Linked DNA regions of Homo sapiens: regions 1 and 2 are each linked to region 3. A link is a contact called in ENCODE Hi-C or POLR2A ChIA-PET data. All regions are on one chromosome and are shown on one strand. The core of a region is the stretch at or near the end of the contact, and the rest is flanking DNA. Distances in the headings are between cores, read along the strand shown.

What was found. A loop is a pair of places that touch in the nucleus more often than their neighbours do. ChIA-PET counts read pairs that join two places held with the same protein, here RNA polymerase II (POLR2A). Pooled maps may share reads with other maps.
Region 1: a loop to region 3 is called in a map with no recorded cell type, with 6 times the contacts of the local background. The contact joins two enhancer-like sites. A Hi-C loop is called at or near these places in 2 of 168 maps with a recorded cell type or tissue (B cell and right cardiac atrium), 4 of 37 single-sample maps with no recorded cell type and 6 of 50 pooled maps. POLR2A ChIA-PET finds 5 or more read pairs at or near these places in 1 of 52 experiments (OCI-LY7).
Region 2: a pooled map shows a loop between it and region 3 (2.8-fold over the local background). The contact joins the promoter of FOXN3-AS3 here to the enhancer-like site in region 3. A Hi-C loop is called at or near these places in 1 of 168 maps with a recorded cell type or tissue (naive thymus-derived CD4-positive, alpha-beta T cell), 1 of 37 single-sample maps with no recorded cell type and 11 of 50 pooled maps. POLR2A ChIA-PET finds 5 or more read pairs at or near these places in 2 of 52 experiments (BJ and GM10248).

What each region holds. Positions count from the first base shown.
Region 1 is chr14:89,383,637-89,387,499 of GRCh38, reverse strand. The region is part of intron 2 of FOXN3 (forkhead box N3); the gene reads left to right. Among named protein-coding and RNA genes, the nearest start is that of FOXN3, 32 kb to the left of the region's middle. RefSeq lists enhancers at 848-947, 1,328-1,377, 1,428-1,497, 3,169-3,368, 3,379-3,548 and 1 more. Within about 2 kb of position 1,525, at least 13 of the 41 ENCODE cell types and tissues checked have a DNase peak (open chromatin) inside an H3K27ac peak, as active enhancers do; they include B cell, where a contact is called at or near this core.
Region 2 is chr14:89,348,884-89,352,967 of GRCh38, reverse strand. FOXN3-AS3 (FOXN3 antisense RNA 3) reads right to left here and starts at 2,681. Exons shown (of 2, transcript NR_188029.1): 1 at 2,475-2,681. FOXN3 (forkhead box N3) reads left to right here. Exons shown (of 6, transcript NM_005197.4): 3 at 2,160-2,296. RefSeq lists an enhancer at 1-353 and a silencer at 1,503-1,552.
Region 3 is chr14:89,163,864-89,168,047 of GRCh38, reverse strand. All of the region lies in intron 5 of FOXN3 (forkhead box N3), which reads left to right. Among named protein-coding and RNA genes, the nearest start is that of FOXN3-AS3, 180 kb to the left of the region's middle. RefSeq lists enhancers at 2,502-2,631, 2,832-2,881, 2,126-3,057. Within about 2 kb of position 2,732, at least 9 of the 41 ENCODE cell types and tissues checked have a DNase peak (open chromatin) inside an H3K27ac peak, as active enhancers do; they include B cell, where a contact is called at or near this core.

The DNA.
Region 1 (3,863 bases), core at 276-2,775, 220 kb before region 3:
GTGTGTCCTTCAGCAAGGTAATTACTGTTAATGAGCTTTACGTTCTCATCTCTGATATGAGAGGATAATGCCTTTCTCACATGGCTGTTTAAAGATTAAATAATGATAATACAACTCCTGGAATATAGTACACACTCAGTAAATATTATACTGACGGTCATTTCCTTCATGTTGGTGCTATAGATTGAATTGTGTCTCCCCCCTAATTGGTTGGTTTGTTTATTGATTGATTGATTGATTGATTGAGACAGAATTTTGCTCTGTCTCCCAAGCTAAAGTGCAGTGGCACGATCTCGGCTTACTGCAACCTTCGCCTTCTGGGTTCAAGTGATTCTTGTGCCTCAGCCTCCCGAGTAGCTGAGACTACAGGTACACCACCACATCTGGCTAATTTTTTGTATTTTTAGTAGAGATGGGGTTTCACCATGTTGGCCAGGCTGGTCTTGAACTCCTGACCTCAAGTGATCCACCTGCCTCGGCCTCCCAAAGTGCTGGGATTACAGGCGTGAGCCACCATGCCTGGCACCCCCCAATTTATATGTTGAAGCGCAAACCCTCAATGTGGAGCTAATTAAGGTTGAGACCATACGGATGGGGTCCTAATCTGATTGGATTGGTGGCCTTATAAGAGGAGGAAGAGAGATCACTCTATTCATGCACGCACACCAAGGGCAGTCCCCATGAGCACACAGTGAGAAGGCAGCCGTCTTCTCACGAAGAGAGTCCTTACCAGGAACTGAAGCTGCTGGCACTTTGACCTTGGACTTCCCAGACTCCAGAACTGTGAAAAAGTAACTTCTGTTGTATGAGCCACGCAGTCTGTGGTATTTTGTTCTGGTAGTCTGAGCTGACTAATAGAGTGTGCTTTGGCTCTAATTAGATGATGATTTGTTGAGCTGGCATTGATTGAGCCCTTGTTAGGTGTTGGGCACTATCTTACTTAACCTGACCTGTCTAATCTCTCAATTCTCAAAACCACTTTAGAAGTTGGTTAAGTTACTTGCTAAGTTCCCCTAGCCTAGTAGTGCCAGGATTAGAACTATGACTTCACGTTGCAGCCCTGTGAAATGGCACCTCCTGCAGTTGTGCAGGGCAGGCCTCTGCGGCTGTCCGTGGACGACCTTGACAGATGGGAGACCACATGTGTGTCCCTGACTCCAGTGCTCCTGCTTTCACTAGAGAGCAGATGACACACTCCTCGATGTCAGGGGAGTTGCCTTATATTTCATTTCTGGTGGCACTTAGCAAGTGCTCTGTGCACAGGAAGCAATTAAAAAATAATTTTTGGTTGGTTAATTTTCCCCAAACACTTAGCTCCTCCTACATCTGGAGAAAGAGTGAAATTTTCACCCACCCTCCCGAGCTCCCCCGTGTGCATCCTCTGAGCTGTTTGCTGTCAGCGAAGGCATTTGCGTGTCAAACCTACCCATAAACTTGCTGAGTTGACAAAAGCAAAGAGAGATCAAGTTTTCAGTTGTTGGAGAGTAGAACCGTTGTGAGTCTGAATCTGCAATTCTTTTATTCTCTCAGTGAGTAGAAGTGAGTCTTTGTGAGGATGGCCTTCAGCCAGTATCTTGACACCTCAGTTACGTAAGTAGTTCTCATCTTGTTCTCCTCTTTTGCTTTTTTCTCCCTCTCATGTACACTCACAGTAAGAGGCCTGAGAGAACGTTAGCCAACTCCTTGTTTTTTGAGACAGAGTTTCACTTTTGTTGCCCAGGCTGGAATGCAATGGCATGATCTTGGCTCACCACAGCCTCCGCGTCCTGGGTTCAAGCAATTCTCCTGCCTCAGCCTCCCAGGTAGCTGGGATTACAGGCATGTGCCACCATGCCTGGCTAATTTTGTATTTTTAGTAGAGACAGGGTTTCTCCATGTTGGTCAGGCTGGCCTTGAACTCCCGACCTCAGGTGATCCATCTGCCTCTGCCTCCCAAACTGCTGGGATTACAGGCGTGAACCATGGCACCCAGCCCTCCTTTTTTTTTTTTTTTTTTTTTTAAATGTTTGCCTCAGCTTTTGTTATTCAGAGAGAAATTGGTCTCATCTGCCTCAGGACACGGATGGCTTTACCTATAATTAATTAAGCCTTTTCCTCTCTGAAGTTGATGGGTTTGGACTTTTGAAAAAGATGGGCCATGTGGCATCTTAACTTAGGCTCAAGGTGATAGGGTTATAGATTTTAGACCTCCCGGACCCTCTCTATAGATATTGGCCAATATTCTTTATTAGCATGTTTATGTAGGTATTAGCCAGTATTCTTTATTGGCACATTTATAATTTATACCCCACTTCCTTTTCATAGGGCTTGCCATAAGACATATAGGTCACAATCAGGTCGCTAAGGTAAAAATTGAAAATAGACAAATGCAGTAGAGAGAGGGGAAAGCAAATATTCCAAATTCTTGACCTAATATATTTGTTGTGATTGAGTGCCTGACAGCCAAGGCAAAAATGGAAACTCGGCAGATTCCATAATTCTCCTTCCCTGGTAAGATGCCGACTTAGGGGAGAGACATAATCTCCAGGTGCAAGTTTATAAAAAGATTTCATTGTAAGGCTGTTTCTCCATGGGATATAAAACCATGTAATTTACAACACGTACAGCAACCTTAGCTCCAGTTCAGAGAGCCATCAAGGCTGTTGTTCCTGCCATTAGTCATGACCTTATCCTTCTCTGCCCCTAGCTAAGGCCTGTTCATCCTGTAGACTTTGACAGCCATCATCGCCTCCAAGAAGTCTGCCATGATTCTCCCTGCTCAGGCTGGGTCATGTCCCTCTTCTCAGTGGAACCATAAGACAGGGCTTATTTTTATCTCTGCATCTCTGTATTGCTTTATATATATATTTTTACAACTAGATGAGGTATTCCTAGGACTCATTCCTGGTATTGTGGTAGGTGTGGGGCTGATGTTTGTTGAAGAAAGGAAGTTTTTTTTAATCTAGATTACAAAAACAGTTTTCCAAGTGGATGAAACCATGTTATATGAATGAAAGTCATTAGTTGTTTTTTAGTGTCTGCCCATAGTAAGTAGCTTGTCTGTGACTCAGAATTGTATGTTCCTGGTACGTATTAGAAGAGCTGGTTGTCAGATGCAGACTCAGGAGACTTGGGTTCTGGTCCTGATTCTTCCACTAAGTAGAACTATCACTTCAGCATTTCACAGGCTTAGTTTCTATATCTGCAAAGTGAGCACAGTGAAGCAGGCTGGTGGGCGCAGAGGTGAGGAGTTGATCTCCTCTCCCACATGCCACGCCCAGGGCAGCCATCCATCGCTGGCCACAGCTGTCATCCTCAGCTGCTTCTGTGAGCACCATTCTCAGAAGCCACCACCAGTCCCTTGGGGCTGGCATCAGAGAAGAAGTCTGTTTAACATCTGTGGAAAAGGTTACCTTTGAGGTTCTTTCAGCTCTAATGATTGTAGCATATCCCCTGATGTTCTCTGTTATCACTGTAGTGGGCTGAAATGTCCCCCCCCACCAAATTCATGTCCACCTGGAGTCTTATTTAGTGACCTAATTATTTTAAAATAGCATTTTTTTTTTAGCTGGGCATGGTGGTGGGCACCTGTAATTCCAGCTACTCGGGAGGCCGAGGCACAAAAATTGCTTGAACCTGGGAGGCAGAGTTTGCAGTCAGCTGAGATCGCACCATTGCACTCCACCCTGGGCGACAGAGCAAGACTCTTCTCAAAAAAAAAAATGAATACATAAAAATAAAAATAGGGTTTTTGCAGATGTAATTGGTTAAGATGAGGTCAGAATGGATTTGAGTGGGCTCTGAAGTCATTGACTAGCGTCCCTTACGAGGAGAGGAGAGGAGAGGAAAGGAAACAGATACGTGGGGAAGATGACACAGGAAGA
Region 2 (4,084 bases), core at 1,432-3,931, 180 kb before region 3:
CCCCAGCTGGAGTGCAAATGGTGCGATCTCCGCTCGCTGCAGCTTCTGGCTCCTGGGTTCAATCTGCTTAGCTTTTAAATGGTAGCATACATTAATATGGGTATACAAGGGTACAGTAAACAAACACTTAGGTTAGGATTAGGAGAAACCACGTTCTTGGCTTACGGTTATTTCCCTGAGAAGGCCAACCGGTTGTCCTTCATTTCTTTGTCATATTATTTTTGTAGCGTTAAGATTAAATGGTCCCACCCTGAAAGCCACCATGATGAGAACAAAAGCCATTGGGTTTCCAGAATTGAGACAATATCATTGCAGAAATGTTTGGGTCACATGTCAGCCATGGCCCTCAGTGTAGCTATTGCTGGTTTGGAGCCTTGGGTGCAAGGGATCAGAAAGGCAGGTCCCACTGGCCCAGGGCTCCACCGGGAGCCTTTGATGGAATCAGGCCAGACCCCTACTGTTGACAGGATTTGGTGGTTTGTTTTATGTTTTCCAAATTTGGTAGTTACCTGTCTCCTGTCTTTCCCCCCAAACCTCTCCACTCCTTAGCTTTTGGCTTTCTTCTGCACAGCTCTTTTCCAAAGGAAGGGATGAAGCTTCCAGGGCAGATTATTGAGTGGCCCGCCTGATTTACTTGCAAAGTCTCACTGCTCCCCCTGAACTATTCTGGGTTTGAGAATGTGTGCGTGAAAGGAAAAAACACGTAGGAATGTTGAATTTTCCAAAGTTGAAATCTTTCAGGTCTTTAAACATCCGGTTGGTTAAACTGAGAACATTGATGTTTAAGCATAGAGTGTCCAGCCAGACTCTGACCTGTGTCTGGGGTCAGGCCTGCACGTGGGGGTGGGTGACTAGAGTGGTCAGAGGTTCCAGCCCCTGGCTGTGGTTTTGAGCAATTCTCCTATTCTCATTGCACCAGAAAGAGTTAATTCCAGTTGCACGGCTTGCTGATGTTGTTGATAATAAAGTATTTTAATGGGCTCTGTGAATAATGTTTGTAAGGAAACTACTCGGGTGAACTGATGATGAAACACAGATTTTTTTAAACTTTTAAAAAGATTTTAGGAGTAACTTGTTTTTACAGCTCCTTCAGTGGGATTTTCTTGGATTGTCCCCTTCCCCCATGTTAGTTAAACAGCTTCTTGTTTGCTTTCTAAATGTTGGAGGACAACATCAATCTTACTGTTGGCTGAAAGCAGGAGGTGGGCACGGGTTTATGTAATTTAACTTCTTTTCTCTGCAAATCAGTAAATATTTACAAATGACCTTATCAAACAGTTTGGGTACATTCGGTCACTTGAAAGTGTGCGGCCAGAGGAACGATTGCCCGTCGGCCTGCTGCCAGTTCCGGGGGGCCTCAAAGGAAGGACTTACATTTTTAAAAATAGGCTGTCCATAGACCAAACGCTTCACAGGAAGTGGGCCTCACAGGAAGCCTCCCTCTCTCCACAGAACGGTTTTAGAAAATTTGCATTTTAAAGTTTGACTTCTAAAGATTCAACTCTTAATGGCTGGAGTCGATTGCTGGGAACTGAGGAATCCAAAAAATAAATAGTGGATTCTGAGTTGGGCTTTACCATTGCTGCCTGAGTTCTTTTGTTGCTTAGGGAAGGTAATTACAGAATTCTATTCCAAGAGTAAATGTCATTCTTTTGTGAGTAAGCTGGAAAGAAACAAGGGGATTACTTTTCTGTTTTTATAAAATGATCCCGATGTCATATGGTTTTAAAACATAACTAAATTTCTGGAGCAGAGATGGACTTTTGGGGGTGTCTCGGCCCTCTTTTTTTTTTCCCCAAACTTTAGAAATCTGACACAGTTAAATTCATTTTTAGAAGAGAATGCACGTGTTCTTCAATGTTGACGCTGAAAAACAATGAGATTCTCATTTTATTGGTAGTTTGGGTATGAAAATTGTAATATTGTTGTATCACCATAACCTGGTAATAATATGTTCATTTTGCCTATCAAACATAATACAAGTAAGATTGAAGTGCATTTTATGGAGTTCTACTGTCAGTATAATATTTAAGGCTGGCAAACAGTCAACAAATGAGAAGCTTTTAAAAATAAAGAAGTGATAATAGCTATACATCTACTTATTGCAAAGTACTTAATAATTCTCTATTAATGCCTTTGTATTTTAATTTTCTTTGCAGAGTATTGGGAAAGGGTCGTTGTGGTGCATAGACCCAGAGTATAGACAAAATCTAATTCAGGCTTTGAAAAAGACACCTTATCACCCACACCCACACGTGTTCAATACACCTCCCACCTGTCCTCAGGCATATCAAAGGTAAGCAATTCAGACTTCTTTTTTTTGGTCTACTGAAATGGCATTATTTTGGCAGAGACCTGCGCGGAAATTAATTTAATAGGCCGTACGAGATTTTAAAAATAACTGCAGGTAAATGAGAAAGAAATTAAGTATTATTAGGAGGCATATCCACTGTTGTATTTCCTACAAACCTTACCGCTGCTGCAGCGTCAGAGGAATGTGCTTCCAGAAGGCTTCATGGTGGGTGAAATCATGTCTTCCTGGGTAGAAACATTTACAAAGAAAAGTCGACAGCTTTCACATCTCGGTGTGTGTCATGTTTTGTTGGGATAAAAGTACAGGAACGAGTCAAGCAGGCAACTCCATCATCCCCTCATCTGGCCGGTCTCTGCAGACATTCAGTGGAGGCTCACTCAGTTGTCCCCACTGTTGTCTTTCGCAGTCTCCATGTAGACGGTGCTCCCAGGTGACCATTTTGTTGTGGTTACTTGGTCTTTGCTTCTTCAAGGAGAACAGTAGAAACAATAGAGACATTTTATCCTCCTCACATGCCCATTTGTTTGAGACAGTAAGGTCATGGGTACCATTTTTACAAATATATCATTGGAAGGGAGGGTAAGTAGCCTGTCACTTTTTTAAAAAGTGTCTTAATGTTAGATTCCAAAAGAGAGCCAAATAATCAGAACCAAATTTTTAAGATCAATTTTTATGAATACATAGTACTTGAATTTGAAGTGCATTCCTCAGTTCTACAAAAAAATATTTAAAAATGTATAGAAATGTTTCTATCGTAACCACCTAGTTAAGAGGAATTATCCTTGGACTGCAAGTTGAGGTTAATTAGGGATGGCATGATGTCATAGACTTCAGGAATTTTACAGTCCACTTCTTTGCAGATTCTTTTCCTAGTCTGCTGTTTGTTCTGCAGGAGGGAGCACAAAGTGATCTTCTGAAATAGCATTAATGAAGTTCTTCTGCATCTCAGTTGAGAAGCATTCCATCACAGGCCCTAGACAATCAGTCTTCAGCAAGAGACAGGGAGGAACAGCTGGGCTCTCTGAGAAGACTGCTGTATGTCTGCCTTTGCTAGGCGATTAGCGTGATGGTACCCATAGCAACTGGAGCGTCTCCATAGTAACGCGTAGCCGAGACAGGTGCAGTTGCATCACAAGGCTGTTTGTTGCCTGGCAAAAGGACAGGCCATTAGTACTTAGATATACACTGTTGCCTTAGAAACAAATAACCTTACATAGCAACTACAGTTGATTTGAAAGGTTTGGTGTGTGGGGGGGAAGGTTGTAGCAGCTTTTGTCTGTGTTCATAAAAATCAGTGGAAGCATACTTTATTCGAAATGACAACTTGAGGTCATATAGCTGTAGGAGAGAAAGTGGGATTTTCCAAAGCAGCCCAGCCAACATAGTAGACATGTCCAGAAGGACAGAGCCATATGCTTGGTTTTCTCCTTGTGGCCATAGCCACTCCCCAAATGGAAGAGAACCAGGATTGGAGTGGAGAATTGCCGATGTACAAGGTTGGTGAAGGAGGACGTGACACTAATTATTGAAATATTTCCCAGATTCTCATGTTTCTTTGTCATTCTACCCCCACCCCCCGACTCTCCAAGCTGCATGGAATACCCTTCTCTGGGTTTTCCACTCTGCACCTCAGAAGTATTTCATCTCCCTTTGCTTCTAGGAAGTTAAGAACATGAGTGTTACTCACTGGGTCATGTCATTGGTTCCTTTAGACCAGTATTTTGTTGCCAAATGTGACCCCGAGGGAAACACAGTAATTATTTAATAATT
Region 3 (4,184 bases), core at 1,483-3,982:
TGGCTTGGGTTTAAAGTATGTTCTTTCAGAGAGGATTTGCTTTTAAAACTTCGGTGGGGAGCCTGGGGGACCAGTATACCTGGAGCCACTTGAACGCCCTTAGAGGGTACACAGTAAGCAGGAAGCAGCCAGCATCAACCTTCCTGCTGCTCCCTTCCTGCCTCCCACTGAGTGAGTTTGGGTTCTTGTTCTACTGCGAGGGCAGACGTTCGCTATAGAGAAACTTTGGCTTTCTTCGTTGCCTAGTTGCCTGATTGCTCACACTGCAGGTTACTTTAAAATGTTTTATTTGTGTGTATGTCTCTATGGGTCTCTGAATATCCCTTATTTTCTAGTGAACTCAGCAATGCCTTTAAAACAAGTTACTGTACTTGATCTAGGATCTTTTATATTATAGTCAGAAGAGAACCTTCCAAATGTCTTTCTACCACTTGGCTGGAGGTGGAAGTCTTTGGTCATCTCTTCTCTTCCATGTCTACTTGCAGTTGATTTTCAAAAGAAGCTTTGAACTTGCTCCAGTCCCCTGCTTCTACAATCCCATTAATCCCATCTACTTTTCACATTTGGCAAAAGATCAGAGTCCTCAACTAAATCCCTGGGGAGGACAACTACCCTACATGATATCCTTTAGAATTAGAGCCATTAGTTCCAGAGAGACTCCTAGTGCACCAGGTAAGAGGCAGAGATGACACATGCTCATTATACTGTAGTGGAACCCCTAATTAATTGGTTAAACAAATGAACAAACAAACAAAAAATGGCAGATGGCCATGTCGTAAACCTACACCTTGACTTGTTAGCTGAAAGCCTGCTCATTCTGGGTTTGAACTAATGTGATTTCTCTTTTTATGTTTGATATTTTCCAACTATTTGACAAGAGAATGAGTACCAGGTTTTATCTGAGATGAATAGCACGTGGTTTTGTTGAGCCACATGCTTTAAACTTTTAGAGGCCCAGTAAAATCAGGTGGCTCTGATTTATGCTAATTGCAATATCGTTACACATAAATTCAGCTAAAACTGAAAAATTGCAGGCATTTCGGATGTATCACATGTTCACTTTAATGAATGATTTTTAAGAAAGTGGTTAGAAATTCACCTTCCAACATGTTCAGAATGGCTGGTTTCTTTTAAGCATTTGTTGTCCTGTAATGGCAATCCCTGCGGCGGGAAACATTTGACACCAAGTCAGTGCAGCTGGCTTGCACCATCGTGAATAACATTGCACCAAGTTATTAATAATTGAAGGAGCTTTTCACTTCCTGCTGAGTTTTGTGTGTAACTTATGGATTACATAATCCCAAGCTAAAATCTCAGGGAAGGTTAATTTCATCAAATGAGAAAGAGAGACATTTATATTTTAATTCTCACTCCCTGAAGTTATGTCTGTGTACCTGTTTTCATCCAGAAATATTATCAGTGGATGTATTGGTTTTCTGTCTTCATCACAGTAAACTTCCTTCTTCAGGAGTGACAGGGAGATATTTTGAATTCCTGCTTGAACCATCTTTGAGACTGTCCGGGCCACCCCACTCAACAACCATGGGGCTCTCTGAGCTTCTGTTTTTCTGTGAAATGGGTTAAGTAGGCCAGTGTTCCAATAGGGACTTGGGTCATGGACTCTGTTGGCATGCAGTCTGATTCTAGGTGGTACCGGAAACTCTGCCCCACACAGCATCAAATCAGGGGCTGTGGAATCATTCTCTTTTCTATTCTCCCTTTAATCCATGGGATCTCTTTAAGAAGAAAGTTTCCATTTGGATCCCCCTCTTTAATGCTGCTAATCTCCCTGTTTAAGAAAGAAAGAGACATTCTCAGGCTCGAAACCATTCCTCTTATGATAGTGTGGAGCTCACGTTTAACATCATTGCTTTGGTTCTAGAGTATTTCTCCCCCTCCCTAAAACTTTGATTTAAAAAATGTTCAAACTTAGGAAAAAAGGGAAAGAAAAGCACAATGAATAGCACAGACCCTTCACCTAGATTCACCAGGAATCAGCACTGTGGAGCACTTGCTTTATTTCTCACTCTCCCACTCGTGATTCTCCCCATCTGTGTTCAGAGAGGGATCATGTTCTGCTTAACTGTGGTAGTGACGTGAGTTGTAAGCCCCAAGTTATTTTTTAAAAGAAACATTCAGAACTGAATCCATTTATTAAAAGCTAAATATAGCCCACTTTACTCTTTCAAGTATACTTAGATTTACTATGAAACTGTTTGATGTTAGTTCAGTGGGTGAATTATTTTTGTATTTTACAGTAGTTCCCTCAAATGGCAAAAATTAAAAGGACCATACAACGAGACTTTCATTTTCGTTTGCTCTAATAACTATTAATAGCTAGCTGTATGATTAATTACATTTACCAAGTTTCACATTTGGTGACACCTCAAAGTAATCTTATCCCAGCCATCTTTATGCACCCAAGACACAGCCAAGAAATAGGAAGTCTGCAGAAAACAGATACGGAGGAGGCCAAACCCCAAAGCTCAGGGGCTGTGTTCACAGGCAAGCCCTGGAGGAACTCCTCTTGAAGGGCCTGTTTCCTCTGACTTGGTGCTGGGTTCCCATACGCCTCCCGATCCAGAATAGAAAGAGAAAACAAGACTGCTCAGAGTGAACAAGTCACAGCAGCAGGAAGTCGCAGGAATCGGACCACAAGTAAAAAACATGATCAGGCACCACAAACAGCCTTGCTCTGTGCTCAGGACAGTTCATTTAATCCTCACGCAGCCCCACAAGGTAGATGAGGAAGCTGAGTCTTCAAGAAGTAAAACAGCCTGCTCAAAGTCACCAGTAAGCAACACTGGGATATGAGCACAGGCGTGTGTGGCTTGCAAGCCAGGCTCTGTCTGTAAGGATTTAGGGGAGGTGGTGTGTATCTGGGATCACGGAGCACAGGACACAAGCTGGGACCCTTCTGGGTCTCACTGGGACTTCCGTGTACAAATGCACACATTGTAAGTGTTGGGGTTCATCAGGAGGCTCTCGGACATCTAGCAAAGGCTGAGTTTTGATAATGACCCTCATACATTTTGCTGGTGGACACGACAGTACGGAGTCTCTCCCCCAGCCTAAATTTAGCAAAATACCACCGGCCCTGGGGCCCCAGGAGAGCAGCTCCTTCGCCTCACTCCCTACTGCACCCTTTTCATTAGGGACTCTTTCCCTTCCCCTTTCACTTTCTATGTGGGATGCAGCTGAAGTCTCCCTGAGCCTCAAGGCCCATGAGGGTGACAGGAGAAAAGCCAGGGTAGAGATTGTCACTACTGTTATCTCACTGGTGGTCCTGACCCCACAGCCCTTCTACCAGTGCCGTATCCTCAGCGTGTGCCCGGTGAGTCATGGTGGTGGAGACCCACAGTCATTTCCCAAGCTTCATGCTCTCAGCCACGTGATTCCACCTGTGCCGCACTTCCTCAGTTTATCTGCTGTGTCCACCGTGCTGACACGGCGATAGCCACTGGGGGCCTAGCAGTAACCACACCCTGTCTCATGGAGCTAGCTCTCTAATGGGACACATGACCACACAGTTCATAATGATGGTGGGGAGTGCCCTCTATGGAGGGGATGTAAGAGTACTTACAGTTGGGGTCATCTAGGCAGGAAAAGTATGGTCATGTTCCCCAGAACTCTTAGAAATGGATCACGAGGTAGATGAGCTTACAGGAAACCGGGCCAGCATGGTGCCATAGAACAGTTCCCATCCCTGCCAAATTCTTCAGCCCTTGTGTCCAAGGTCAGATGCCTTGTCTTCCACAAAACATTCCCTGGCGTCCACCCTTCGTCCCCTTCAGCTACAAGTGACCCTCCTCTCCTGCAAGTATTCATCCTTCTGAAGGCTGGGCGCCAGGCACTAACAGACAGGCAGCTGCCTCCCAGACATAAGGAGCATGGGTCCTAACCAGGAATAAGCTTCACAGCCATTGCTGTCAGGCCAAGCCGTGGTCCAGGCACCTGCAGGCATTAATTCGTGTCCTCAGCCCCACACCCACGGGGAGCAGGTGTAGTTACTATTCCCACTTTCGCGATAAGGAAGCACAAGGAAAGTACATCGCTCAGATGTAAAGACACAAAGAAATAATCAGAGGTGTGATGAGTGCTACAGACGCCTTATAGGCATGGGTAGCAGGGACCTTGTTATAGGGAAATCACAAAGGAGGGTCGGTCTGGTGATGTAGCTAAGA